Linked DNA regions of Homo sapiens: all the other regions are linked to region 4. A link is a contact called in ENCODE Hi-C or POLR2A ChIA-PET data. All regions are on one chromosome and are shown on one strand. The core of a region is the stretch at or near the end of the contact, and the rest is flanking DNA. Distances in the headings are between cores, read along the strand shown. Region 1 overlaps ACOXL (acyl-CoA oxidase like). Region 2 overlaps ACOXL (acyl-CoA oxidase like). Region 3 holds the start of BUB1 (BUB1 mitotic checkpoint serine/threonine kinase). Region 4 overlaps ACOXL (acyl-CoA oxidase like).

Evidence for each region. Hi-C counts contacts between places; a loop is a spot of excess contacts on that map. ChIA-PET counts read pairs that join two places held with the same protein, here RNA polymerase II (POLR2A). Pooled maps may share reads with other maps.
Region 1: a map with no recorded cell type shows a loop between it and region 4 (2.9-fold over the local background). The contact joins two enhancer-like sites. A Hi-C loop is called at or near these places in 1 of 168 maps with a recorded cell type or tissue (heart right ventricle), 14 of 37 single-sample maps with no recorded cell type and 12 of 50 pooled maps. POLR2A ChIA-PET finds 5 or more read pairs at or near these places in 1 of 52 experiments (H1).
Region 2: a map with no recorded cell type shows a loop between it and region 4 (4-fold over the local background). The contact joins two enhancer-like sites. A Hi-C loop is called at or near these places in 1 of 168 maps with a recorded cell type or tissue (heart right ventricle), 11 of 37 single-sample maps with no recorded cell type and 6 of 50 pooled maps. POLR2A ChIA-PET finds 5 or more read pairs at or near these places in 1 of 52 experiments (H1).
Region 3: a pooled map shows a loop between it and region 4 (4-fold over the local background). The contact joins the promoter of BUB1 here to the enhancer-like site in region 4. A Hi-C loop is called at or near these places in 7 of 37 single-sample maps with no recorded cell type and 4 of 50 pooled maps. POLR2A ChIA-PET finds 5 or more read pairs at or near these places in 1 of 52 experiments (activated CD4-positive, alpha-beta T cell).

What each region holds. Positions count from the first base shown.
Region 1 is chr2:111,054,257-111,059,876 of GRCh38, forward strand. All of the region lies in intron 16 of ACOXL (acyl-CoA oxidase like), which reads left to right. Among named protein-coding and RNA genes, the nearest start is that of ACOXL-AS1, 59 kb to the right of the region's middle. RefSeq lists an enhancer at 3,039-3,238. Within about 2 kb of position 3,980, at least 2 of the 41 ENCODE cell types and tissues checked have a DNase peak (open chromatin) inside an H3K27ac peak, as active enhancers do.
Region 2 is chr2:111,033,195-111,038,673 of GRCh38, forward strand. The region is part of intron 15 of ACOXL (acyl-CoA oxidase like); the gene reads left to right. LOC124907866 (a long non-coding RNA gene) reads right to left here. Exons shown (of 2, transcript XR_007087182.1): 2 at 2,011-3,728. Among named protein-coding and RNA genes, the nearest start is that of ACOXL-AS1, 80 kb to the right of the region's middle. RefSeq lists enhancers at 1-392, 4,087-4,316. Within about 2 kb of position 4,142, at least 2 of the 41 ENCODE cell types and tissues checked have a DNase peak (open chromatin) inside an H3K27ac peak, as active enhancers do.
Region 3 is chr2:110,676,595-110,682,872 of GRCh38, forward strand. It overlaps BUB1 (BUB1 mitotic checkpoint serine/threonine kinase), which reads right to left and starts at 1,469. Exons shown (of 25, transcript NM_004336.5): 1 at 1,376-1,469. The coding sequence starts at 1,401. It overlaps LOC105373554 (a long non-coding RNA gene), which reads left to right and starts at 1,618. Exons shown (of 2, transcript XR_923189.4): 1 at 1,618-2,003. RefSeq lists enhancers at 725-1,645, 1,646-2,566, 2,079-2,138, 2,399-2,488 and a silencer at 1,169-1,568.
Region 4 is chr2:110,873,761-110,879,939 of GRCh38, forward strand. The region is part of intron 10 of ACOXL (acyl-CoA oxidase like); the gene reads left to right. Among named protein-coding and RNA genes, the nearest start is that of ACOXL, 140 kb to the left of the region's middle. RefSeq lists enhancers at 291-914, 1,467-1,516, 3,081-3,945. Within about 2 kb of position 1,536, at least 3 of the 41 ENCODE cell types and tissues checked have a DNase peak (open chromatin) inside an H3K27ac peak, as active enhancers do.

The DNA.
Region 1 (5,620 bases), core at 2,730-5,229, 180 kb after region 4:
TGCTCCTAAGTTGCAACCTTTGGCAGGGCTGTCACGCACCAGCAGCAACCATGCTCCCTCTTGTTCTAGGTGGAGGGCTGGCTGAGGTGGGCAGGCTGCTGGTGGTGCAACAGATGATACCTTGATCTAAGCAGACATGTAGAACAGTATTCATAGCTGCTGTCTACCCAGTGGGACATGCAGGGGCCCATCAGGGTCGGTGGGTACAGCTGCCAAGAGCTGCAGCCCAGGTTGAGCAAGCCTGCAGAGACAGCTCCCCAGGAAGGCTCCACTGATGGGAGGTGTGGGGGCTGAATGCTGCTGGAAGCTTCCTTAGGATTTCTTACCAGCCAAGTATGAATGCTGCCCCCAAATGCACAGAGACGCCTGGGAGCGTGTGGAAGGAGGGACGCCAGGCCTCCCTCCACGTCCCCTGCCACCATGGTCTGGCCAGATGCAACCCTTTCTCTGTCTAATTACATTTTAAGAAGTCAGACACATTTGAATCCTCCTGGCAACCAAAAATCTCCAAGAGATCGACATGACTCAACCCTTCAGTCCTCCATGCTTACTGAATACAACTTCTTCCCAGGCGAAGGCATTTTCCCCTAGCCTGATGGAATCCTGTCCAGAATGAGGGTTTTCACAAGAAAAACAATGCCTTTCCCTCAGCTTGGGAATGACTGTGCATGGAGGAGAAAGGGAATTTTCCACATGACTGCTCCACTGCTTCACCTCCCCACAGAAGGTTTAGAAGCACCTCAGCAAGCTGGTTGTCTAATGTTTCTTAAATTGTCATTGTCATAAAGATTCTTTCTGCTTCACTTCTTCCAAAGTTCTCCTCCTCACCCACCCCCAACCTTGGTCCAAGGCATAGTAATTGAGCCATTCAGTATCCAGCATGGGGACTGGTCCTGCAGGACCAGGCAGGTGCCTTTGTCTGCCTTTGTGCTCAGAGAAGGCCTTCACGCCTTTGGTTCTCGTAAGGTGCTCGCCACGGCAACCCAAGTGTCTAAGCAGGGCATTTGCAGGGGACTGTCCCCACCTCACAGGCGGCTAGCAGCAGCAGTTTGAGCCTGTCAAGTGGGTGAGGTGGGGTTTTTCCCTCTTTCCTGCATTCTAACTGCTTTTTCTTCCTTTTCTCAACCTGTGTAGGTGGTAGCTAGTTTAAGCACCAAACCTAGCAGCCAATAATTAACTACACACACCTTCCATCATGCACAGTGCAAACCATGATGTCCTTCCTTCTGCAGGTGGCTCTTGCCATGCCCAAGGACCTCATCTTGGCCCCATGCCATTGAGAGAGTCCTAAGCTCCGACCAGCAAGGGCTTCCCTCTGCCTCTCAAGTGGAGGCACTCAGGGGCTGCCCGTTGTGGCCACACACCCTGTGAATGCATCACATGTACCCACATCACCATTCAGTCATCTGGGGCTGGGAATGGGATTGGGCCTCCACATGGAAAAAAGGGGATTCTTTTCTGGGGTATGACTGCATTTCCAAACCCAGTCCAGGATCAGTAGTGTCAGTCCTTGTTCTGAATTCCCATAACACAGCTGATAAAGAGTGGCAGAGTTCCCATAACACAGGTAATAAAGAGTGGCAGATAAAGAGTTGTGGGTGGGCTGTGGTTTGGAATCCAGCCCTGGCCCCTTCTAGCTTTCCCTCCACCTTCTCTTATCCTCGTAAGCTAGAGCCACACAGAAAGAAGTAAGAGTGTGGCTGGCAGTGTTCCTAAAATAAGTTGTTCAACAAATGTTTACTGAGTCCCTATTGTGTGTCAGGTAGTGTTTTTCTAGTACCTGGCTCACTTGAAGAGTATATTCTAATGTTTTTATATTTAATAAGGGAAAAGATTTGGAGGCTAAGGCAGGAGCATTGTTTGAGCTCAGGAGTTCGAGGTGGCAGTGAGCTATGTTTATGCCACTGCCCTCCAGCCTGTGTGACACAGCAAGACCCCAACTTTAAAAAAAAAAAAAAGTTGGGAGAAGAACTACTGGTGACATAGAAATCAGGTTTCAGACCTACACTTCTAGCAACAAATGGTTTTCTCTCATTCCTATGCCATTGAAGCCCGGGATACTTCACTCTCTTCACTCCTAGAGGTCCCCTGCAAGTGCCAAGCCTATGTCAAGTATTCTGCAAAGCTCAGCTCAAACCAACCCCCCAAATTATTGGTAACAATTATCCCTCCTAATGAGCTTCAGTTTTGGAAAGGGATCTTTGAGGCATAGGGCTAACTTTTTAACTCAAAAAAATATATATATATTTAGGCCAGGCATGGTGGCTCACGCCTGTAATCCCAGCACTTTGGGAGGCTGAGGTGGGTGGATCATGAGGTCAGGAGATAGAGACCATCCTGGCTAACACGGTGAAACCCCATCTCTACTAAAAATACAAAAAATTAGCCGGGTGTGGTGGCACATGCCTGTAGTCCCAGCTACTCAGGAGGCTGAGGCAGGAGAATCGCTTTAACCCAGGAGGCGGAGGTTGCAGTGAGCCGAGATCGCACCACTGCACTTCAGCCTGGGTGACAGAGCAAGACTCTGTCTCCAAAAAAAAAAAAAAAAAAAATTTCATGGTAGTATGCCAGGCTCCATAGTAAGTCAGCAAAAGGGTCATTTTGGTGGCTTTCTGGACGCAGCTGGCATGGTCCCTCTTCGGAAACATTTTTGAGTGCCTACTATGTGTCCAGCACTGTGCTAGGCACTGAGGGCACAAATATCCATAAAATGTGGCCCTCACCCTCAGGTAGCTCCTTGACAAATAGGTGAGACAGACACTTCAGCACCTTGGAGTGGGCTAAGTGCCGAGAGCAAAGGAATTTGGGAAGCTAGTGGAGCACTCAGTTGGGCACTCAACTCAACCTGGGTTTAGGGAAGACTCCCCTGAGGAGGTGATATTTGAGCTAAGTCCCCATGTCTCTGCAGGAATTTAAATTTAACCAACTGTGTGGGTTCCACTGTGCATGCTGGTGGTGTCGATGTGACACGTTGTGTTCTGACTTTTCCATTTATAGAGTGTTTCAGGTGCACTGATGCATGCCTTGAGAGCTGACTGCCAAAATAGGGGCCCCAGACAGCTGCCTTCCCAGGGGAGGGGTATCCAGAAACTTCCATTCTTGCTGTGCACATTTCCCCAGCTGACCTATAGCTGTCTTGAAATTATAGCATTCAATATTCCTTCCTTGGCTCGGAAGACTTTACGGGCCTTCCAGTAGTTAATGTCAAAGTTAGGTGTCTCTGGGAGGGAATGCAGCAGAAGCCATCAACAGCTAATAGTTGCTCTAGAATTATTCTGAAAGCATGGTGTCCAGGCCAGGGGCCAGGAGTAGAGAGGGAGAGGGGTGGTAGGGGATTAGGAGGGGGAAGGCAGAGGGGTTCCCTCTCTTGCCACAAACAGATCTGCTCTGCTGTCTGTGCATTTACACTTCGCCTAGCTCCTCCACAAAGTTCTGCTATAAGGAGAAATGGGCCAATGTCTTTCCAATCCAAATGCCATCAGAAGCAAGCTCTACATGTGCCCGACTGCCTAAGAGGAGCATATGAGCGCACAGATGGCAGCAGTATATGAGGACATTACACCTGCTCTGCTCCTTGATACTTCATTGTCAAGCATCTAAATAAGTATCTAAATGGAGAACCAGCTAGGAAGTACAAATCCTGGTGTTCAGAAAAGCAGCGAGCCGCCCAGGCGTGGAGGGTGCAACGCTTTGGGGATGCCTACCCATGCGAGTCTAGCACGGCTTGCGGGTGGGGTGTTCCTTCTTGAATGATCTGTTCTCCATTTCCTCTGTGCACAGCTCTGGGGGCAGATTTCATTTCAGACTGCTTTAGAAGACAGGACAGCAGGAGAGGAAATCACTAGAGACAAAAGAAAATTAGAAGGATTTGGTAGAAGTCATATATAGGAAACTGAGAGCAAAATTTGGCTCTCGGAGACTAAAGTTAGTGGGAGGAGAGAACAGGGCCTGGCCAAGACTTATCATTTCACCATTTAAATAGAGATCAAGATGCTAAAGTTCCCAGGAGACATCTCTTTTGTGACTTGCCAAGAGCACGGAGAAATTCCATCAGGGAGCTTCTGAGATATGGATCCAGACTAGCAGACATTAACAGAATTACCAGGTGTCTAGGGGGATCCCAGACTTTTCAGCACACAGTGAGGGGGATGTAAACACTAAAGTTATATGGGAAGTCACGCTGGATGGATTGACGAAGGCAGCAAAGCCTAGCAGTCACACTGAAGCAGCTCCCTGCCGTCAACCAACCACATTTGCACCCTGATTAAAAACTGGAAACGTTAAGAGACTTGAAGATTTCTGCTCTCTGCACCTGCTTAACTCTTCCTCTTGCCCTTACTAAATTTTAGCTGCTTTCTTTTTGGCTAATTTCACAATGTTCAAAAGTCTATTGGAAAAAAAGAAACCCACAAAGCACCATAGATAAAAACTTTGAGATGGGGAAAAAGAAAAATACTGGTTTGATCTGCTCCCTTCCTCTCCCAGAACCCAGGAAAATGCCCAGTACACAAGAAGCAAGGAAGGGAAGGATAAAAAAAGGAGGGAGGGAATTAGTTCTGGATGAAATGTCAGAAAAATGGCCACCATGAAGGCCCCAGTCAACCAATCACTTCCTCTTCTTGGGTCTCCTGATGGAATGTTTTCATCTTTGGGAAAATCTTTCCACCTTTATCTCTTCTAGAACTGTAAAAATGACAGGATGAGCCAGGGCAGTGTCTCATGCCTATAATCCCAGCACTTTGGGAGGCTGAGGAAGAAGGATCACTTGAGGCCAGGAGTTCAAGACCAGCCTGGGCAACATAGATCTCTACAAAAAATTCTAAAAAGTAAATTAGCCAGGCAAGGTGGTACATGCCTGTAGTTCCAGTTATTCAGGAGGTTGAGGCTGGGGAATCACCTGAACCTAGAAATTTGAGGTTACATTAAGGTATGATTGAACCACTGTACTCTAGCCTGGGCAATACAGCAAGACTCTGTCTCTATAAAATAATAATAATAGTAAAAAACTGGAATTGGGATGGGAACAAGGCAACTTGGTGTGTTCCTGAAAACCTTGCCTGATGGAAAGGGCAGCTAATAACAGCCTATTGATAATTGATTAATGTGTTACATTTTGAAAGTACACAAAACATAACATTCAATATCAGGATTAAGATTTATTACATAAGTGAGACAAACCTTCTATTAAAAGTGGAAGGCTCTCAGATTGGATGAAAAATAACACCCAACCATACAATATATATTTCAAAAATGCACATTTTTCCCAGGAAGATGCTGGAGACATACTCATCCCTATTCCTTCTGCTAAGTCCAACTAAAAACACTGGACATTACGTTTAAAACAAACATAAAAGATTCTGAAAGGTAAGAACTAGAAAGTAGACCAAGCTAGGAACCTCAAGACCCAAAGAATGACACAGCAGGAACTCCCTGAATTTTGTTTGTGCCTCATACATTCCAGAGTTAGAGCTGAAGAAGCTGGCAACCTGGAAAAAGCTAACGCACACAAAGGAAAAAAAAAAAAGAGAGAAGAAGGGGTAGAAGAAGGAGGAGGAGGAGAAGGAAGAGGAAGAGAGAAAGGAAGAAGAGGAGAAGAAGAGGAGGTAAATGAGGAGGAGGA
Region 2 (5,479 bases), core at 2,892-5,391, 160 kb after region 4:
AGGAGAGGGACCAGGAGCATCAGGGACTATGGGTCATGAAGGCACAGGATTGGGTCCCGTCATTTGCAGACTCAACATTTTTAATGTATTGCCCACCCACAGTGTATCAGGCTCAGAGAAACTGACTTATCTTAATTGAACTCAAAAATGAGTCATATTTAAATCTAAATGCCAGTTTATTCATCAGAAAGAAAATCCAGCCACCAAGTCATCAGTACATGCCCTATCTGTTCTACGAGCATATCTTCAGATAGAATTCAGTTATAATTAGGAGGTTGCAGGAAGTCACACTATCAAGACAGCTCGTGTCCTCAGGCCTGGCTGGAGATCTGAGTGTCCCCTGTGACCTGCTCCAGACCCTAGAGCCCACAGTGTGTCTACTTCCCTGGACTATCTCCATACACTCAGCATCAACCTCATTCCTTTAAGAAATTTATGTAAACCACCCTTCTTCTGTTGGTGGGTTATTTCTTCAGATTTGCCGATCGGGTTGAAACATATCTGGGGTATGAAACAGTACTTGAGACACCCTGATTGAAGGCGACTGTGTCTTGGGCCTTCTCATTCACTGTAGGTAGACTTGTACTGGCTTCACTCTCAGGGGTGGTGTGGCCCTGGCTCCTCCCTCTGGGCCCCTATGTACTGACCACAGATATCGCCCTTCCTGGGACATGAGGATGGACTATATGGACTCCTGGTGCAAAACTTCTAAGCATTCAGAAATGTGATCAAGTTTGAAAAGGAAGGGGGAAGTCAAAGAATCACTGCACAATTCATTTCACCTTAGAAACATGACAGTTGAGCCTTGGGCTGCACAGCCTGCTTGCTGAGAGCACAGTGGAGCTTAGTGAGGACTGAGGATGGGGGCTCTGGAGTCAGGTCACCAGGTTCAGATCCCGGCTTTACCTCTACCAGCTGTGTGACTGTGAGTGAGTTACAAACCCTCTCTGAGCTTCAGTTTCTTCCTCATTTATAAAATGTAGAGAGCATGATATTTACCTCGTGGGGCTGTTGGAAATATTAAATGAGACAACGCTCCAAAGCTCTTGCCTTTGCATCTGGCTCTTTGTTAATGTTTAATAAAACCTTTTTATTACTGCTAATCACTACTCTAGGAAAACCTTAGTTCTTATAACCAAAGTAGAACATTTTCGACCTTGTTCCTTAAAGGGAAGAAAAAGAGGAAAATGAAACAGGTTAAGTCTGAGTGTATGAGGTCTTCACACCCGGAGAAAATATCAAGGATTTGATGATGGCACAGTACAAAATAAATCCAAATCAACCCTGAACCTTTTATTGGTTCATAACCACAGTAGCACAAGTGATTATTTTCAGGAAACTGGCTTCAGGTTCAATGTCAGATAAAGAGGACTTGGAAGTATAAAGAAAGTAATGGAAGAAAAATCATAAGAATTAGTTCAATGACAGCATTTAGAAAGCCCAGGAATGTTTTGAAATCGAGAAATCCATCTGTAATGAGGAGGTCTGTACAGAACGGGTCCTAAAGATAAGGATGCACTAAACATAACACTAGCCAGTAAAATTTCACCAGCGTATCATTACATTCAAATAGCATGTTACCCTCTGGCAGAGGCCTCCAGGGGATGGGAGAAGAAGTAGAAGGAGCCCATCTGTCTTCAGTGACCAGACCCAGATGTTGCCTTTGGAGCCTTTTGAAGGAAGAATGCATAGGAAGGAAGAGAAGGATCAGTCTGTTAAAGCACAGTCTTTTTTTTTTTTTTTGACGGAGTCTCGCTCTGTCGCCCAGGCTGGAGTGTAGTGGCATGATCTCTGCTCACTACTCTGGGGACTACAGGTGCCCGCCACCACACCCAGCTAATTTTTTGTATTTTAGTAGAGACGGGGTTTCACTGTGTTTGCCAGGGTGGTCTCAATCTCCTGACCTCGTGATCTGCCCACCTCGGCCTCCCAAAGTGCTGGGATTACAGGCGTGAGCCACCGTCCCCGGCCTAAAGCACAGTCTTAATGTCACCCCAGATGACAATGAACTCAGAATTTAGCCATTTTTATTAGGAACAAATGGAAAAACACCTTCTGGCATCTGTCTCCGTTTGTCACCTGAAAACTAGGGAAAACCGTGTTTGAAATAAAAATGTTAAGCAGTCTCTGGTGGTTTCCGTAGTGGGATGTAACTGTTACAATGATAAATCGTTATTTTTCTGTGATACACATTTTTGTCTTGCCCTAGAAAGTGCAGCTCTGAAGCCTTGGTGCTGTCTGAACCCCTAAGGGTGTACCAATTCCTAAACAAAAAAGGAGAAAGGAGGCACTTTTATTAAATAAATTACATCCACTACTTTCCAGCTCTGTGCAGAATTGTCTCTTGCTTTTCTCATTCTCGAAGCTTGTGAGTACTTCTCATTATGCAGCAGGAAGTCCTCTTTCTGGTTCTTAATAAAGTGACTAATAATTTAGAATGTTCATATTAAGAGCAGGTTGTAATTATAATTAGAATATATAATAATGTGGATTTCTGCCTATTGGGGATTAATTTCAGACTCCTCTCAAGGATGTATTTGTTTTGAAACAAGACTTTCTTTGTTAATAAAAACATGATCGCATGCATTATTAAAGCATTATTTCTGTATGTTATCCATTAGTGCTTGTTGCAGTATTCTTCCCGGGATCAGCATTTTCCTCTCAGTTGTTAGTGGGGCTATTCTTTATATAAACTACATTCACCTTGGTTTAGCTTTAGCTTTGACATTCATCCTCTAGGAAATTACGGGAATATCCCTACCGCCTCCTCAAATGTGCATTACATTATGCAAGCTCAGATAAACAAAATGCCACAACATCAGCCAGTAGTCCTGTGTGAATCTAGGTACTTTCCCCTTTTCACTCAACTAAATCCAAGATCATGAAGGACAAACCCGACTTGGGGTAGAACCAGAAGTTGTAAGACAACACTTCTCATTCTTTGACTGTTGGGTTTCTGCAGTGTTTTTCTGTTACTACTGGAGGTGGAGGCCTGGAGGGGAGGGGAAGAGTGGGAGGACCAGAGGTGCTAGTTGGCTGTGACACCTGTGTGCCTTCCTCTCCCCCAGTACCCATCTGCTGGTGTGTCTAACTTTAGAGAAGTCTCATGTGGCCCCACACAAGTGGCCTGAGGGAGGGAGGAAGGGAGGGAGGTAGGGAGGGAAGGAGCCCTGGGTGCCACTGCCCCTGCTTCTGGCCCCTGTCTTTGTCTAGCACCCGTTAAATGTGTGGGCAGTGGAAACCAGTGAGAAGGTCTGTTGCACCAAGAATAGGCAGATGGAATTCACTGCCAAATCCCAGTAGACCCAGCATCTTGGAGGTCCCAACATTGGGGAAGAGAAGGAATGTCCCCTGGCTTTGTTTTCTCTACTTCAGTCACACGGCCAAATCCTAGGCCTATGAGCAGTGCCTTTGGGAAAAAGGTGAACCTGGGAGTTGAGGGTCACCATTTCAGAGAGTGTGTGATGGCTGGGAGCAGCCTGGGGAGTCGAGGGAGTCCAGGGACACTGGGTCTCTGATGCTTGAGGTCTGGAAATCCAGGAGCTGGCAGAATATGGAGGGACACGAAAGTGAGAACTCACCTTCTGACTATACTCACACACAAAATTGCTTTGAGAGAGAGCGACGAAGCTTGTGGCCAATTGGAAGTCGGAGGGAGGCGCCTGGTGAAATGGAGACCAGCAGAAGTAGGAGCATGGAGGTCCCTTGTGCTCACATCAAGGAGGGCTCTTAGACAAAAAAGATGAGAAGGAAATTTGACTGGATGGAAGCATCGTAGTATGTAAAAATCTGGCAGAGCATGCCACTTTGCCAAAGTGGATTTTAATTTCATGGCACATTGGCCAAGAGACATGGGAAGAGAAGGTTTAAGAACACAGACTGCCCAACATGCTAGTAGCTCTGTGAAAAGCTCTCCTCTGACATCCTGCAGGTTGTGCCCGTCGGTCTTCATGCTGGGGTTCCCTCCCCAAGCTTCTCCATCTCCCCAAGCCATGTAGTTGAACTTCAGGTTTGGGTCAGCTGGGCCCTAAGAAGACCCCAAATGCTGTTTTCTGAAGAAGTGCTGTCACACCCCTGAACTTGGGAGCTTGTCCCTGAAGAAAGCTGTCTTTAGAGACTTCACTGACTCACTCTCCTTTGAAGGAAGTGAGAAATTCTGAGGTGGTTTTTTATCACCAGTGACCTGAAGACTCTGTTGCCCTGGGGAGAGGGGGAAGAAAGGCAAAAGCAAAGTCTGACACCCGAATGATGTGTGTTTTATGGAGGACTCTCAAGAACAGAAGTTAGTGGCTGTACTTGACCTAGATGCTAATGAAATGCCACCCTTTGAGCCCAGTCTAATGGCCAACACACAGCCATCTGTGTAATAATCACAGCCATCACAGCCATCTCCATCTATAGAAAATATTCTCTTTGCCAAAGACTCGCTAAATGCTTGGCCCTTGTAATTTGTTTAATCTCCACAACAACCTTGCAAAGCCCACTGAGGAAACTGAGGCTCAGAGGGGTGAACAACTGCTTGGGGTCACACGCTAATAAGCTGTGGCGTTATGACTTTGCCCCGGGGCCAGTTAACCCTACAGCTTTCCCCAGACAGACAGTGGAGCTCCTCAACCCCATCCACCGCACTCTTTAAGAGGTTTCTTTCCCACAGATGAATCCCAGAGAATGGGGGTTCTGGTGTTCTTGAGTTTTTGAAAGTCTTTCTTTGTGCATTTATTTATGGTAAAGTTAGCACGTACTGCTTCCTACTACTCTTACTGGATTTGCCTCCGAACAATGCTTCTTGTTTTTTTCTATTTCACAGAGTTTCTGTGAGGATTAAATGAAATAACATGGGTGGAAGCCCTAGGACCGTATGGAGCAAAGGGAGCCAACATTCAGTGAGGGCTCAGCCTATCAGGCCCTGTGCAAAATATTAGGGACAGAGCAACTCTAATCCCCCACTAGGCAGTGAGGAAGGAACCACTGCCTTCTCAACTTTCATCTGAGGAAACCGAGGCACAGAGAGGTTAATGAGTTGTCTAAGGTCACACAGTTAAAAGAGGCAGAAGGAAGACTCAAATCCCAGCAGGCTGCTACCATCTGCCCATGTTGCAGGGCTCCCAGTGCTCGTTGGAGCTGAATCTGGGAGCTCAGCATTTCTAAAGAAGCAAAATAAAATAAAAAATAAAATAAGCCCTTCCCACTTTTTAAATGTGTTTCCCACTTTTTAAATGTGTTTTCGCTCCTTTGTTTCCCACTCTGTGATCAAAAAATTGTACATTGTATGATGGACTGCAGAGATCTGGTCTACAGCCCCTGTTCATTTAACTTCTAATATCTAAGTAGTTTCAAAATATGGTTACATTAGTACCAAAATTGATGGGCAAAAGTAACACCAAAAGTAAAAAAAGAAATTATTTGCACCAAGTATACTGTATTTGTGAGTTTTCCACTGGGAACAGGATGGAGAATAAGACCTTCCAAACGGTGAATA
Region 3 (6,278 bases), core at 219-2,718, 200 kb before region 4:
TCAATTAGGGTACATGAAGTATTACACAGCTGTAAAAAAAGAATAAGAAAGAACTTTATGTATTGGTAGAGATCTCCAGGGATATTGTTAGGCAAAAGAGCAGCGTATATATATACTGTTATATTTTATGTGTGGTAAAGGCAAAAAATGTATACAAACGTGCAGACATTTAATATATTATAATAATGTAAATATTTATATTTCCAAAAAGAAACTAGAAAAACGGTTACATGTGACAGAGTGGGACAGTAGTCAGGTACAGGAGTTCTCGGTAAATACTGTTCTAAATCTTCTTTTAGTCATATAAACGCATTGCTTATTTTTAAAACTAAAAAAAATAATAATTCTGAAGTTTGAATGTCTCTCATGTCTTATAGCAGAGGGACAAATCCCTATTTCAGAACCTTTCTTCCAAAATATGTCTAGTAGGCTCGCCCAAGGTAAACATTTCATATTCTAACACCAACCACATTTCTCTAGTAAAATGACCTAAATGCACTGTAATAGTAAAACATCCAGTTCATTAAAGCACATTAATCTTTAGTAAGTCAAAACAGGACCAGGAATATCTGCTTTACCTTTAAAAAAGGGGCGGGGGACTTCTGAAAGAAAATAATTTGCTGGCTAGGTTGAAGGTTACAGAAAAAGTCTTAGAGCAAATGGATTTTTGTTTTGACTGCATTTAACAATCTCGGTCTTCTGATCGCAAAGAACTGATAAAACGGACCAGTTTTACTTCCTGAACCTATGACTTAATTGTTTTAAATGCCTTTAAGTAACAGTCTGGGTAAATCATCTAAGTCATAAAACAAAGGCGTGGGAACTTTAAGTAAAAAGTGAGTGATGTTAGCAGGTTGGCACACATCACTCAATAATGAGCAAAGCTATTTTTTTTCAATTTTTTTTTCTTAAAGTACCCTGTATTCAAAGACTTTTAAAAAATAGCAGTGAGATTATGGATAGGAGAGCAACTTTAAATTCGTTCCCTACTGTAGTCGAATTGTTAAATACGTGACTTTGAAAACGTATCACAAAATCTAAACACAAGGTTCAGGATTTTTGTTAGGTTGAACTGTCAGGAGGGGATTCCTTACAAAGAATAAACGAGAGCTCTGAGGGCCTAACGAATTATCCAGATTGCTCCAAACGGCCACCGCGGCGCAGATGGGCGGACAAGCGCCGGGCCTCAGCGGAACCCAAGGTGCCGGAGCCCTCCCCGGCTCTCAAGCAGCCCACGGCCTTGCTGGGTGGGACACATTCCAAACCCAGGAAGGGGGCGAAGGGGGCAAAAGAAGGCAGGTCTGGGGCGGGCCGGGCCCGAACCCCAGGCGCCCCAGCCCCCTGGGCTTCCCCACCCCACCAGACGGACACTTACTGAAGGACATTTTCCGGGGTGTCCATGGCCAGAGGACGCTGGCCGGCAGCGGCCAAACCTGAACCGCAAACTAGAAGCCGCCGCCGATTCGAATACCCCGCGCAGCCGCAGTCGGCTCGCCGAACGTTTCAGGGCGCCTGCCCATTGGTGGCGGCGGCAGAAGGTTGGCCAATCACCGGGGCCGTTGCTCGGAGGTCAAGTCCCACCTCCCTCCCTTGAGCCAGTAGCTCCTCCCACTTCCCGTGGTTTTCGGTTGAACCGAAACCTGGCCGTTGGCTGAGCGAGCGCGGGGTGTTTGGGATGCGGCACGGCGAGGGGGAGCAGGCTTGGCTCGGGCGTAGGGAATTGGTTTTTTTGTTTTAGCTATCCAGGTTGTGACTGGTTTACATAATTACACGATTAAGCCATCATTGTAGGAAAGGCTTTGCAGGAGAAAAATGTCTTAACTGGAGGTCTTTGAGACAGAAAAACCCTGCCTCAGCCCTTGGGTCCTGAGAGTCGCGTTTCTTCTCCCCTTCGCTTAAATATGTAAACCAGAATCATTATGTTTGGTTCATGGAACGGAGGAAAAAAATCCGTGTGCAGGGTCGAGACTGTCGTGGCGGAAGCCGCAGCACCCGGGAGGCAGGTGGGGAGAAAAAACGGGACCTGCTGCCGGGGACCCCTCCCGCTTTCTGGCAGTTTTCTATTCAGCGTCCTCGGCTGTGAGAAAACATCCCAGATGCTGAAACCAATAGTCTTAGCCCAGAATCTCAAACGCCGTGGCAAAGAGGGAGTGACGACGGCCTGTGGAAAAACCTGAGGAGTTTTGGGCTTAGCGCCTTCATGTAGAGGGGACGTGGAGGCGGGGAGGGCGTTCTAGGGTCGGCTGCGTAATTATACGAGGCACTGGAAAGTGATGGGTTAGTGTCCTTGGAGTAGACCCCTGGGTTTTATTGAACTGATCTGAAAGGCTGGGCCCTGAGCCACACAGGGGACCTGTCAAACAGCTTCAAGCGGAAGATGGGGCTCACGGGACTGGACTCTCTCTGCAGCCAGCTGTAATTAACACAAAAGCAGAAGAGTTTGGGTAGATTATAGAATGCCAGCTTTGAACATCTTTTGGGGGACAGGGCACTCTGGGAGACCAAGTTCTTAGACACCATAAAATCAAAAATAGACACCTCTTTGTAGAGGAGTCCAGATGTCTAAAGAGGAAATATGTAATAGGCTGATGTTTCTTTTGTTTTTTGTTTGTTTGTTTTTTGAAAAGTTAAAATACTAAGTTTATAAAGTGAAAAAGTTACAGTAAGCTAAGGTTGACTTATTGGAAAAAATGTGCTTATACTATGGAATGAGACCACCACTTCTCCTGTTGTCCCTCCCAGCTTCTTCTCCACCACCTCCCCTTTTCCCTAGTTTATAAGACAGGAGAAAAGTGAGACAGCAAAAAGTTAGAAAGAAACAGAAGTAAGATAAATAGCTAGACGACCTTGGCGCCACCACCCGGCCTTGGTGGTTAAAATAATAATAATAATGTTAACCCCTGACCAAAACTACTTGTGTTATCTGTAAGTTCCAGACATTGTATGAGAAAGCGCTGTAAAACTTTTTGTTCTGTTAGCCGATGCATGTAGCCCCCAGTCACGTTCCCCACGCTTGCTCCATCTATCACAACCGTTTCACATGGACCCCCCCCTTCAAGTTGTAAGCCCTTAAAAGGGCTAGGAATTTCTTTTTTGGGGAGCTCGGCTTTTAAGATGCGAGTCTGCCAACGCTCTCGGCCGAATAAACTTCTTCCTTCTTTAATCCAGTGTCAGGAGTTTTGTCTGCGGCTCGTCCTGCTACAATATGTATATCAAGGGTTTCTTGTTGGTGTCTGACACAGACACAGAACCACTGATGCCCAAGCCAGTGCTCTCTACACACAGAAGCCTCCAACCTCATCTTGAGAAACGGGGCCATGAGGCCACCCCAGACACCGAGGGCTCCATGGAGGCTGGGGGGTCCGTGGGACTGGGCACATCCCAGCGGGTCTTGGATCCTGGCCTTTCCCCTTCTTGATGCCAGGACCTACTGAGTGCTCGCAGGTGTGCAATGCTGGGCTGCGGGTGCTGCTTGTGTGGCAAGAAGCCTCGGGGTGCCTCCCTCCTTCTCACACCTTTCCCAGGAGGCATGAAACGGGGATTCATGATCAACCCCGGTGGCTGCTCATGTTGAACTGGTGAAGCTCCCTCCCTGTTGTCTTCTGGGGACATGGAGGGCAGGGCTGGATCCCCTCAAATGAGCTTAAGTGGCACTGCGGACAAGAACGCGCTGCATGGCCCTCGGAATCCTGCATGTGGTAGCCTGACCGGCACCTCAGCCCCTCCCTCATTAAAGCAGCCTATGGAGGGCTCAGCCCAGTGGGCTCAGGGGCTGCTATGGAGAGGGTGTCTGTTCCCTGGAGGATATTCTCAGGGCTCCTTCACTTGCCCTTAGAGATTTCCACCATGAAATACAAAGGCCACAACAGATCAGGTCAGGCTCTTCAGCATCCTAATCCTCCTTGAGCTCGCTAGGTTTTATTTCTTCTGCCTCTTCAGGGTTTGTGTCTATTGCTTTTTGCGCAGGTGCCGGGAGAGGACTTGTTGGCATATGCTGACGGTCGTCTGCACACTTGGGCTCTTCCATATCTGCTCCAGAAGCTGGAGCGTCTCCGGCACTTGCAGAGTCTTTGTCATTCTGGGTTTCAGAAAAGTTGTTGTCCTCAGAGCTTCCATTCTCCTGGTCTGCCCAGGTGGCCTTCGAATGCTGGGGAGCATCCTCAGCTGAGCCTTTGTTGCTGTCTTCCAGGGGCTCCTCTGTCGCTGATGTTTCTTAAGAGTGAGCTGGGAAAGAGTTAGCCTAGTCTTCTCTGCCCCCTGGTCTTTAATAACTTTTTACTCCACATCTCAAAAGTGTTTCAAGAGCCACTTGACGATACAGAATAAAGAGCTGTTCACGCTAGAAGGAGGTTGGGTGGATGTTTCTGCTTCCTTGGCCTCTTGAGTTAAACACCTAAAAAAATAAGGCTGGGCACGGTGGCTCACGCCTGTAATTCCAGCACTTGGGGAGGCCGAGGTGGACAGATCACCTGAGGCTAGGAGTTGGAGGCCAGCCTGGCCAACATAGTGAAACCCCGTCTCTACTAAAAATACAAAAATTAGCCAGGTCCTGTCTCTACTAAAAAACACAAAAATTAGCTGGGTGTGGTGGTGCGCGCCTGTAATCCCAGCTATTCTGGAGGCTGAGGCAGGAGAATCGCTTGAACCCAGGGAGGCAGAGGTTACAGTGAGCTGAGATCGTGCCACTGCACTCCAGCGACAGAGAGGGAGTCCCTCCCAAAAAAAGAAAAAAGACATGCGCGGTGGCTCACGCCTGTAATCCCAGCACTTTGGGAGGCTGAGGCGGGTGGGTCAAGAGGTCAGGAGTTTGAGGCCAGCCTGACCAACATAGTGAAACCCCGTCTCTACTAAAAATACAAAAAATAGCCGGGCGTGGTGGCACGCGCCTATAATCCCAGCTACTCAGGAGGCTGAGGCAGGAGAATCACTTGAACCCGGGAGGCAGAGGTTGCAGTGCGCCGATCGCAACACTTCACTCCAGCCTGAGCGACAGAGCGAGATTCTGTCAGAAAGAGAGAGAGAGAGAGAGAGAGAGAGAAAGAAAGAAAGAAAGAAAGAAAGAAAGAAAGAAAGAAAGAAAAGGAAGAAAGAAAGAAAGAGAAAGAGAGAAAAAAGAAAAACAAAAAACCAAAAACCTAAACAAAAATTTAGCTTGTGGAAATCCCGACGCTCACTGAGTGCGGAAATTTCTTCCAGTGTGTTGATGGCTTTGAATCTACCTGAGTCTCCAATTTGTGGGGTTTATTACTCAAAGGGTAATAAACTCTGAGGTCTTTAGATAAGCGCTGGATTCCGCTAACCATCACAGGAACTAGGACACTTTTGGTTCCATCAACTCAAGTTTTCATCTGCTTCTGATAGTGGCTCAATCAGTAATCAACAGGAAATGTTGATGGAGAAGCCATCACGAGCTAGGTGCAAATTATAACCTTGTCTAACTCAAACAGAGCCTGTCCTGAAGGGGTTAGTGATTTAGTCTGGGAAATGAGGACACAGAAATAAAGAATTGTTTAAAGGTGGTATATATGTATATTAAGAGCCAAATGAGTTCAGACTGTATCTGCTAGGCCAGCAGTCCCCAGCCTATTTGACACCAGGGACAGGTTTCATGGAAGACAATTTTTCATGGTGGGGTGGGGGTGGGGGCAAGGGGTTGGGGTGGGCAGTGGGTGGGATGGTTTCAGGATGAAAATGTTCCATCTCAGATCATCAGGCATTAGATTCTCATAAGGAGCTCGCACCCTAGATCCCTCGCATGCGGCAGTTCACAATAGGGTTTGCACTCCTATGAGAATCTAATGCCCCGCTTATCCGACAGAAAGTTGAGCTCAGACGGTCACCCGCCAATTACCTTCTGCTGTGCGGCCCAGTTCCTAACAGGCCATGAACAGGTACTAGCCCATGGCCTGGGATTGGGGACCCCTGTGCTAGGGGTATTCAGAGGAGGAAGAGGTCATGCGGACCTGTTGGTCAGACAAAGCTTCATAGGGAAGGTGGGGCTTGAATTGGGCCTTGAAGGGAGGGGGGATGGATATGGGTCTGGCAGAGCCTTGGGGAGGTCATTCCACGTGTAAATCAAGATTTTAGAAGGAAATCACTCTTGAGGATTCATGAGCATTAGAGGTTCTTTTTCGAAAGACTGGTTTGCTGTTTTGATGTTAAATCTTGAATGCGACTAAGAAGTTTGTACTTCATCACTTTAGTAATTAATGGTCTTTTTGAAGCAAATAAGCATGTGATCATAAGGACCTCATGATAGTTACACTTAGCTCTACCCT
Region 4 (6,179 bases), core at 286-2,785:
TGTATCTGTTCAATTGCGTTTTCTACGTCTGTCCAGTAGGGCAGGTTTATATACAGGGAGACAGGCTCTCCAAGAAAACAATGGGGCCACCCCAGGTTTTGAGATGTTCTTGAGGAAGGTCATGCAGCCCTTCCCTCACCAGTGTATGAGGCTGAGGATGAGGCACAGGGTAGCTCTGTGGTCTTGGCATCCACCGTGTGGCATCGGCCAGCCCTAGGGCCCTATCCATGTCCTGGCCCTCTGGGTACAAGACCTGAGGCCCAGAGCACTGTGCTGGGTGGAAAACAGAAAACCCACCCCAGAGCAAGAGCCGGGGAGGATGCCCAGAGGGCAGGTGGGCGCTGCTTGCCTTGGGAGAGAGGGCAGCAAAAGGGAGACCAGCCCCCACCCTCAGCAGCCTGGGGGGCTCTGCAAGGCAGCAGGGGACAACGGAACCGAACAGAATGCTTTTGGGGGGGTGGTGAGGGGCTGCCCCGCTGCAGGGAGAGTGGGCACGACATTTGCGTGCCCCACGTTGGTTGGCATCAGCATGACAAGAAATTGTTTAGTTCTGTGGTTTCAGGCTCACTGCAAAATACGTCTCTCCCACCCCCACCCCAGCCCCTGGTTTCCCTTCCAGCCACACCTGACATCCCTCGGTCAGAGCTGGGCCTAGAGGCTGGAGGGCGAAGCAAGGCAGACAAAGGCAGGTCCCTGGGAAGCGGAATGAGCAGAAAAATTGGAGTTGAGAGGCCCCAAGAGCCCCTCTGCCATTCAGCCTGACCTTGAGCAAACCCATCACTGTCCTCATTAGAAGGCAAGAGAGGACGAGATTAGCATTTCTGCACATGACTCTGGATGGCCTCCTTCAGCACAGGGGAGGGGAGTGGTTGCTAAAATAGTAATAATGGTGCTACCACATGACAGTGCCCACCTCCTCTGGGTGTTGCGAGGGTTTAACAAGTTAGAGCAGAGCAGAGCTCACGGTGGAGGCCGTGAGGGCTGTGCTGCTTGTGTTTTAGAATGATTGGGTTTATTATTCGCATCATTTTCTGAATTTCAGGAGGATTCTTGGGCTCCATCCCGGATCTCGTGAACCAGCATCCCTCGGGGTGGGAGGCAGGAATCTGCCTTTTATGAAACACGTGCTTCAGGCCCCAGAGCCCTGAACTGGGAGGTCGCCGAGGTCTCTCTCTCCTGTGTTATCTGGGAGCGGGATTCTCACTGACCTTGTTCCCTTGTCCTGCCACCGGCAGGATTTTAAGCTGTGATCAGGTGCAGCTCTAAACCCAAGCACTGACACTAGCTTGCCACGTGGCTCCGCTCCGTAACCTGAAGGCAGCCTCTGAGCCGGTCCCTTGTCTGCACGCAGGCCAATGACGCAGCACAGTTAGAGTGAGGCCGACTTCCCACGTGCCTACCTAAGCCAGGATGTACACTTTGTTTCACAGGGACAAAGGATGGCCGTTCATGTGTAAATCTCATAAGTGGAAACTGCCACCTTTGAGAATATTTTTCTTGACTCTTGAAGAGGGAAGGACCGTGGAGAGCATTATTTCAGGGTTCTGTGAGTCACCACACACTTCTGCTTTCTTTATTAAGTGTATTTTTTGGACAAAGAAGAATGCAGCTTTGAACACTGTGTCACCGCAAGCCACACAATTCTAAGACTCTCCTCTTTACGCCTTTGACATGCAAGACCCTTGTAGATATGGGGAGGTGTGGAGCGTGGAGCCCCAGAAGTCACCGACCCAGCAGACAGGCTCAGGCTGTGCACATGGGTGTGGGCTTGGGGCTGTGAGTGTGTGGTCCTGGTGTTTGGGTGCACAAGTGTGCTTTCTGGCTGCATTTTTCTGGCTCGTCTCCTCTGGGAGCCCCTTGCTGCTCACCTCGATCCTATCATTCCAAAGGGAAAGCTACTTTTCTAGCACCCAGGTGGAATTGCATCCTGCAGTGGGCCCAGCTCTGCCTGATCCTGGTGCTGTGGGATTCAGGGAAGGCCGCCTGACCTCTGTGAGCCTTGGGTTCCTCATTTGTCAAATGAGGATTGTAAATTCCACCCTTATGGCACCTAAGTGAAGCTGTTGAAAGGCATTTGTAACCTCTACAATGGATGAGGAGGTTAAGGCACACAGACTCACCTGCAGGTGAGTCCCTGGCTCAAGGACATGCAGGAAAGAAACAGTAGAACCACTTCTGGGGCCCTGGAGTCTGTGTAAATCCACTCTACTGTATTTTATAAAGCACCAGCTGGAATCCTCAAAGAAAAGTGGGGAGCCTGGATGCCTCTGCTTTCAAGGAGACTGGACACATCATCATATCTAGCTTCTTTCCACTGACTGCACGGTACTTTATAAATGTCCCTCTCAAAGTCAGAAGGCTTGGACGCATCCTCTGTGATAGTGTGCCTTGGCCCCAGAACTGTGTTTCTAGAACTTGAAAGCCATCTTGTAATGCTCCATCTTGGAATCTAGACCCAGGCAACTCCAGCGTGGCAGGTTTTTTCTTGAGGAGGGGCACCACAGGATACCCACACCCAGAGAGAGGCAGGCAGAGAAATGAGGTGGGCCAGCCACGGTGCCAGGGAGGGTTCTGGGCTGTGCAGGTAGAGGGAGCTCCCCCGAGGTGCCTGTGGTGTGCCATGCCCAGGGGCCGGGTCAGCAGACTGGGTCAGAGAGGCTGGGGTGCTTCCAGCCCAGGCTGAGGCCCGTCCCTCTGGGAGGGAGGGAGCAGGCTGGGCAGACGGGCCAGGCCTGTTCCAGGAGCCCGTCTGGGGTAGATTGCATCACACTGTGTGCAGCTTGTCACTCCAGCTTGCCCAGGACCCCTGTCTTCTGTGGCTCGTGGCTGACAAGTGCTTCTCCGCAGGCACCGTGGGGCCTCTACAGCCAGGAGTCAGGACAGAGTAATGGCGGCTCGGGGTCAGGTCTCACTATGTGATGGCATGGCGACGAATTTAACACACTGGCACAGACGGGTCGGAATCAATGAAATGATTCTAAAAGTATTTTTGGTCCATTTGTTTATTCTTTCAGCAATGTTTGTTTGAGCGCCCCCTAGGTGCCAAACCCTGCTCTAGGCATTATAGGGATACCATGGTGAACAAAACTGATGAAAATCTCACCTTTGTGGAGCTGACAGTCTAGTGGAGGAAACAGAGAGGAAAAAGATAAATCAATAAAATATGAATTATATCAGTGATATTGAAACTGAGCCTGGTAGGCCGGAGCTTAAGTCTCTCTACTACTCCCCATCCATGCTCTGGTGGCTTATTGCAACCTCCCTGGGCTGTGCCTGGTGGTGGCCCTGTTGCCCCCCATATCACAGAACCTCAGGAGGTGCCCAGTAGGTGACAGCTGAATGAAAGCAGAATGCTCAGGAAAGTTTCCTGTTTGCTGCGAGGGACCCTCCTTCTCCAGCACAGCCAGCAGCAGTGGGTGTGGCTGTCTCACAGTTCCTGCCGTCTTTGAGGCGGCACGCAGAGGGTCGTGCTGGCTGCCTGGGAGCTTCTGCCACCCTCCGCCTCATGGACTATCTTCTGCCTGCCCTCTGCTCTGCAGGCAGCAGGGCGTCTCTAGTCTTGATGCAAGCTGCCCTTGACTCTTCAACAGCCCCGAATCACCAACAGCAGACCAAGCTTCTGCTGCGGCCCGTGTGCTTGCTTTCTAGATGTTTTTAGAAAGATCTGTAACTTCTGTCTTAATTTATGTTGGTTTAACAAGAAATCACATTTCTGTGGGATCTCGCAAATAGGGTTTTGTTCGGTTGTTTTTTCAAACACTGTAGATACAGCTGAAAACAGAACTTAACCCTTTGAACGTAGCCACTGGGTTGATGCAGCTCACAAACCCACAGGATTTCCTTTTCCTACAGAGACTCCGCTCTACTTGGGTCACCACGGAGAGTCCATGTCACCATGTTATCTCAAAGTTACAAAGGTCAGACCCTCTACTGACATTGAGCCTGTGCATTACCGGAAACCCTGGAGACCAGAAAGGCCCACTGGGATGAGATTGGTCACCTGGAGGGTGAAGACAGAGAGGAAGGGAGGGAAGCAGTGCCCGGCTTCACTGCCTGCTGGCGTCTCACCCACTGGTAATAATGACTCTGCACCTGAGGGCCATGATGCGTTGCATCTGGGGAGAGCACTGCATCCCGCAGCCGTGCAGCAATCCTTCTTCCTGAGCAGGTGCTTTGTACCCTGGATCTGGAGGGGCACAGGCACTGGAAGGTTGGGTGTGTGAGCCTCAGGAAGCACTCTTGGATTATTTCTCAACGTTTTTAAGCAAGCTCATTTTGAAGGTTATCAATCTCATGTCAAAATTTAAAACAATCCCCATCCTTTCTGAAAATCACAGGCCTTTCCTGAGTCTGTGAATAAAACAATAAAAGCCGTGGGTTTTATGAACAGTTTCAGTTTGGATTTTCAAGAAGCAAAAGAAGGTGTCAAAAGAACGACCAAGGAATAAGAGGCTTTCAGAAATAACCAAGAACATCAAAAATAAAGAGGACTTTTACAAGTGAAAAATGCAGTAATCAAAAATGAACTCAAAAGAGAGATTAAATAGATTAGACACAACTGAAGAGAAACTTAGTAAGTGAGAAGCTCTATCAGAAGAAATTATGCCTAATACATGGAGACAAAGAAATGGAAAATATTCAAGAGGAGTTAGGAAACGTGTAGGAAAGAATGAACAGCTTTAATGTATGTTGAATTGATATGCAAGAAATAGGAAATGCAGGCCCGGTGCAATGGCTCATGCCTGTAATTCTAGCACTTTGGGAAGCTGAGGTGGGTGGATCACTTAAGGTCAGGAGTTCAAGACTAGCCTCGCCAACATGGTGAAACCCTATCTCTACTAAAAATACAAAAAAATTAGCTGGGCACGGTGGTGCAAGCCTGTAATTCCAGCTACTCAAGAGGCTGAGGCAGGAGAATCCCTTGAACCTGGAAGGCAGAGGTTGTAGTGAGCCAGGATCATGCCACTGCTCTCCAGCCTGGGCAACAGAGCGAGACTCCATCTCAAAAAATCAAAACAGGCTGGCACGGTGGCTCACACCTGTAATCTCAGCACTTTGGGAGGCTGAGGCGGGTGGATCACGAGGTCAGGAGTTCAAGACCAGCCTGGCAAAGATGGTTAAACCCCGTCTCTACTAAAAACACAAAAATTAGCCAGGCATGGTGGTGGGTGCCTGTAATTCCAGCTACTCGGGAGGCTGAGGCAGAGAATTGCTTCATCCCGGGAGGCGGAGGTTGCGGTGAGCTGAGATCACGCCACTACCCTCCAGCCTGGGCGACAGGGCGAGGCTCCGTTAAAAAAAAAAAAAAAGTCAAAACAAAACAAAAATAAAGTAATAGGAAATGCAGATAAATAAGAGGAGGAACCACTAAAAGAAATATTGGTTGAGAATGTTTCAGAATTGATAAAGGACACAATTTTTGAGTCAGAAGCCCAATCAAATCCAAAGAAAATGAATTTAAGAAGCCCACATCCAATCCCATTGTATTGAACTGAAGAGCAGGTTGCCCAAGAGAGATGATAGATTTCCCACACCAGGACAGCAGCTGGACTGAGAGGCTGTCTTCAGCAACAGCTCAAGGCAGATGTCCGTGCCATGGAACCTTCAAACCGTTGAAGGAAAAATGATGTAGCCTAGGATTTCTACTTAAGGAAATCCTCTTTTGAGAAAGCAAAATGAAGACACTTCAGAGTACAAACTGAGAACATATATTACCAACAATCTCTCCCGGAAAAGAACTGAAGAATATTCTTCAGGAATAAAGAAAATAATCTTCGAAGAATGAGATGGGTTGCAAGAAGACATGAACAGATAAATTGATTAACATGTATTTAATCTACACTGCCATCAAATGTTGAAATCAGTAACGGTATTGACTGATTTGTGGGAGGGTAGAACTTAAACGCTCCAGAACAGTTGTGTGAGGTGCATGTCTGGAGCCAAGCACTTAGGGCGTTTTTTTGCTCAGTAACAAGGGCAACTGAGGTTCCACCGGGTTAAATATGCATGCTGAAATGTCTATGGTGGCCACTAGAAGAATAGAAACAGACTATATAATTTCCAAATGAATAGAGGAAAAGACATAGATTGAAAGGAAAAAAGGGCTGGGCGTGGTGGGTCATGCCTGTAACCCCAGCACTTTGGGAGGCTGAGGGCAGGTGGATCACCTAAGGTCAGGA